Linked DNA regions of Homo sapiens: region 2 is linked to region 1. A link is an interaction called in ENCODE POLR2A ChIA-PET data of the cell type or tissue named here. Cell type or tissue: PC-3. All regions are shown on one strand.

The links. ChIA-PET counts read pairs that join two places held together with the same protein. Peaks named below come from ENCODE experiments on the same cell type or tissue, not always from the same donor. Only the 100,000 strongest peaks of a DNase experiment are listed, where the experiment ranks them.
Region 2: POLR2A ChIA-PET joins it to region 1 with 7 read pairs; 2 of 35 experiments call an interaction of 5 or more read pairs at or near these places.

What each region holds. Positions count from the first base shown.
Region 1 is chr10:86,965,719-86,968,218 of GRCh38, forward strand. ADIRF-AS1 (ADIRF antisense RNA 1) reads right to left here. Exons shown (of 2, transcript NR_170185.1): 2 at 1-610. Among named protein-coding and RNA genes, the nearest start is that of ADIRF, 1.5 kb to the right of the region's middle. RefSeq lists enhancers at 1-50, 121-440, 697-1,450, 1,291-1,470, 1,451-2,203. In PC-3, CTCF peaks have their summits at 1,027 (motif pointing left) and 1,227; a DNase peak (open chromatin) is centred at 1,043; H3K4me3 peaks cover 595 bases; H3K27ac peaks cover 255 bases.
Region 2 is chr10:86,797,640-86,800,139 of GRCh38, forward strand. All of the region lies in intron 1 of BMPR1A (bone morphogenetic protein receptor type 1A), which reads left to right. Among named protein-coding and RNA genes, the nearest start is that of BMPR1A, 42 kb to the left of the region's middle. In PC-3, no CTCF peak of the experiment used is centred here; no DNase peak of the experiment used is centred here.

The DNA.
Region 1 (2,500 bases):
GTCAGCTCATGAAAGCAGAATAGAAATGGAATACACATTCATTAGCATGCAAGGGGAAATCAGAGTGACTGCCCCACCACGAAATGGGGTACAGATGAGCAATGGGGAAGTGTGGGTAATTTCAGGGGGCTAGTAAATGATTTTCAGGGGAATTCAGTGGGCTTGAAGAACATACAGTGGCCTGGGACAAAGTCTGTTGGGCTCACAGAGCAGACAACGGTTTGCAAAATCTGTCCAGGTATGTGAGCAGGCTTCAGTCTTTCTTCCTGTGACAGCAGTTCAGTCAGAGAAAACTCCGGGAAGGGACCAGTGGTCATTGTTTTCTTCTTTGGTGGGTCCAGACTTAAGGCAGATGAGGAACTTCAGAGAACAACTTCACTGTATGCTTTGGAAGAGACAAAGGGTTGGGGGGCCTGTGGGAGTCTGGTCGGAGAGACCTTAAGGCTTCTTCAGTTCAGAATGTCACACCACTATATTTCGGGGTATTGGTTTCTGAGCCCCAACAATGAGTAACTGAAACTGCAGAAAGCGAAATCACAAATTAGCTGGGGGTGGTGGCTCATGCCTGTAATCTCAGCTACTCAGGAAGCTGAGGCAGAACTGCTTGAACCTGGAAGGCAGAGGTTGCAGTGAGCCAAGATCCCGCCATTGCACTCCAGCCTGGGCAACAAGAGCAAAACTCTGTCTCCAAAAACAAAAAAAGGGAAAAAAAAAAGTGACACCACAGCAAACTGGGGCGGGGGTGGGGGAAACGGTAATGCGGTAATGCGCTCCCTCCTTCTGCCTCTCCTTGTCTGAGAAGCCCTGGTGCCCTGCACGCTCTCACAAGGTCCACTGCTGAGTCCTGGGCACCCTTCAGCCAATTTAATCTTCACACACACACTTTGGGGAGACGCTGTGATGTGATGGGGATGTTGAGGCTCAGAGAAGTGAGGGGCTTGCTCTAAGAATATCTGAACCCAAGAGGTTTGACTGTAGTGCCTGCCGCTAGGGCCACGTGGAGCTCTCTCTACCACCATCTGCTGGGGGCTGGCTGTCTCTTCCCACAGAGGCTGCTCCCTTCCTGTCCAGCTCACAGCTCATTGCCCATGGGGCCTGGAGCCCAGTGGCACCACCAGCCTGTGATAAACTGGAACACTCGAAGGCCTGCCTGGCTATTGGGCACTACCGGTGGGATTTCAGGAGGGCTGGCAGGGCTGTGGCCAGCCAGGCAGGGCATGGCTGAGATGGGCTCCCCAGAGTCCCCAAGGCATCCATATGGCCGCTCCCAGGGCAAGGCCTCGCTCTGGGAGAGGAGGGGCGGGGGGCTGGGAGGACTGTTGCTGCCGCTTTGTTTTGCCTGAGACCTGCTCCCTCCCCCTTCCTCCACCTAATCTCATCACCTGCCTCTTCCCTTTGCCCAGGGTTGACCTCATCTCCATTAATCCATACCGTGTGTGTGTGTGTGTGTGTGTGTGTGTGTGTGTGTGTGTGTGTGTGTGTACAGGTGCACTTCCAAACAACTCCCTCTAGGGGCTGACCCCGCAGCACTAGAAGCAGGGTATGTGCCAGCAGACCAAGCCTGTGTGGCAGGGGCTTCCCAGCGCTCCAGAATAGGGGAGACACCAGCAGAGGTGCAAGAAACAGCCCCGGACAGGAAGCGGTAGAGAGACCCAGAAAGGCAGGGTGGGTGTGCACTGGCCTCCAGGTCCTGAAGGCCTACTCTGGAGTGGGAGTATACCCAGCTGGGTGGGGCCTGACCTACACCCCTTGTGTGCCAGGGGAATGTATCTTGCAAGCTGTTTTGCTGCACCCAAGGATGATCTTCTCCACTCAGGCCCAGGTCCCTAAGTCCCCTCCTAACAGCCACAAGTCATACTCTCTAGCGCCTTGCCTGCCCCATCTCAGGAAAGGTGACCTGAGAGGCCCAAGCTTATTCCTGCCCTCCCTGAGCCATGCTTCCTGCCCAACTTCCTAAGGCTTCGGTGACAGACGGCAATCTCCTTGCCTGGGCTGCACAGGCACACTGCCCTCTCCCCCTTGGGGTTGCATGGTCTGCAAGTGCACACACCTGTATCTCGCCCTCTCAGGGGAAAGATTTACCAGGCCCTCTCCGGCTGCATCCACTGGGTCTCTGGCTACAGGCAGAGAGCCAGTCAGCAGTGCCCCTGCAGCTGTTTGGGGCTGGGGGCTCCGATGATGCCAGAGCCCTAGGGTTTACAGGCACCTAGGCAGATTCGAGGATCCAAGTCCCTGCCACATGCGTTTGGGTGAGACCGACCTCACTGCCTCAGTTTCCTCCTATACACTGATGCTATCAACAAAAATACCCACTTCAGGAGGTGGTTGTAAAGATTATACAAGAGACTGCAGAGCGTTAGGCAGCACCTGGCACAAGACAAATGCTCAGTAAAAGACCACTGCTGTCATTAAGGTCAACACCAGCCCTGAGCTCCTGCCCTGGAGCTGACCCAGCGCTCACGCCCAGGATCAGAAAGGGAGGGCTGGGGCTGATGAGCTG
Region 2 (2,500 bases), 170 kb before region 1:
TACAGGCGTGAGCCACCGTGCCCGGCCAGAATTTGAACTTTAATTCTTCAAATTGTATAGCATTTTCAGGTACCATCGAGGGCTTTTCTTCTGTACTTCTGTGTGTTCAAATATGGACCTTGTTCCAAAAAGGTCCAAAAAGGTTGAGTTGTGGTTCCCTGTAATGTCAAGAAATCTGTTAATGCATGAGACCCGGAAGATGTTTGAAAGTGACTAGTGAGAATTGGGTTGGTTGCTGTAGGATATTGTCATTTAAATTATTAAGTGAATATATTTATATATTTAAAAATTAGATGTAGGTAAGCCTCAGAAATGGGAAAATGGAGATAAATCTTAGGAGAGATTTTTGAATCTTTTACTTAAGACTGTGTTCAAAACTTTGTCTATTTGCTATTTATTATTTTGATATATTAATTGCTAGTGAGATTAAGACATTTTTGACACATCCTCTTCATTTAAGGTCATGGATGTTTTGTATCATTCTTATATAAGCATATTTGTAAGACTTTTAGAGGTATTCCTTTTTTAGTCCTATTTTTTTTTACTAGGGAATTATGACTCATTTTGGCACTTAGCTTTTGTAGCTTACTACCGTATGACATTTTATATCTTTGCAAAAACCAAGTAATTAGACCATTCATCACAATTTCCATACTTAAAAAACTAATACTAAGTTTTTACATGTTATCAATAAAAGTAGCATTTTAACAATTATCCTTTCCACATTATTTGATAAATGCTATTGGTTTTGTCTGTTATTTTTATAAATATATAATTTGCTTTAATTACTTAAATGTTCCTTGAGCCTTAGAACTTAAATCCTGATGAGGGTTTTACTTTTTAAAATACTGAAGTTTATTATTTATGCATGTTTTACAGAAAAATGAGTGGCTTTTAAAAGATCAAAATTAAAGGCTTAAACATGGAATCTCTAGGACATATAAAATATGAGTAGAACTGTGTATTTATAAGATGTTAATGTAAGACTTCAGGCCTTGTAATATCTTAAAGGAACCACTTCACTGTAAGGGAGCAGTTTGTCTTTCTACCTTTCCAATTGTATTGAGATTTTGCCCAGTATGTCTTTTTACTTAAACACCTTGGTGAAAGCTATCCAGCATCCTGTTTTAAATCTCCTTTGTTGCACTTACCATAATTACTTTCAGATCTGTTTCCATTCTCAGAAACTGAAACTGTAAGCTCATGTGAGTGGGGAATCCGACTTGTTTTATTGCATGTGAGCTGAGCACTGTGCCTTGTGTCAGTAGTCAGTGGTGTTCCTTTAGTCCTTGTTATGTTAATAAAAAAGCTTTGGTTTTTGCAAGACTTTGTTTTTAGAGATTCTGGAAAGGAACATATTAACCAAAAAGAAGAGCTGACTTCAATTTTACTTGTCTTGAAAATAACTGACTACTAAAGGGATGTCAGGGAACATTAGTGAAAATGGAGAACTTAAGGAGTTAAAGTTTTAGCTGTTTTTTTCAAAGGATATTGTCCTTCAAAATCTTTACCTTGCATTTTTGTTACTGTGATTTAAGATGGTTGTAATTATCATTGATTGATGATACCTATCAAAAGGCAACCCTAACCAACCATTTCTGCTGGATTCTGAATGCCGAGAAAGAAAAACTGAGAAATTTGTGAACTATTACAAGTCGTCTGTAAAATGAGATAATAATATCAACTTCACAAGGTAATTTAGGCTTTCGTGAAAACTAGAGTGTGAAAATGCTTAGTAATGTGCTGGGCACACTGCAGGTGCTCTACAAATAACTACTGATAACTACTTTTTTTCATGAGTAATTGTACATTTTCTTTCTTCCTTCCTTTCTTCCTTCCTTCCTTCCTTCCTTCCTTCCTTCCTTCCTTTCTTTTCTTTTCTTTTCTTTTCTTTCTTTTCTTTCTTTCTTTTTTTGTTTTCTTTTGTTTTGAGACAAGATCTTGCTCTGTTGCCCAAGCTGGAGTGAAGTGGTGTGATCTTGGATCACTGCAACCTCTGCCTCTTGGGCTCAAGTGATCCTCCCTCCTTATCCTCCTGAGTAGCTGGGACAACAGGCGCACATCGTCACACCCAGCTAATTTTTGTATTTTTGTAGAGATGGGGCTTCACTTGGTGTTGAATTCCTGGGCTCAAGCGATCCACCCACTTCGACCTCCCAGCGTGCTGTGATTACAAGAGTAATTGTAAATTTAAAATGAATTTCTTTCCCATCCCAAACCAGTATCAAAATGCAAATATAGTAAATTACTTTTTAAAAGAGAGATGTTTAATGGCAGTTGTTGGTAGTCTTTTGAGTCTTTAAGTGGGTATATTATAGAAAAACAACATATCTCTGCTTGGAGGGAAGATTTAACTAAAAACAAGAAAAAGAATAGTAGATGAACCATGATTCTTTAACATACAGGTTGCAAACTAGTGACCTGTCAGTTGGATTTGGCCTGTAGGCATGTTTTTGGCTTATAATGTAATTTTTTAAAAATTAGTGGCCAACAATTAAAA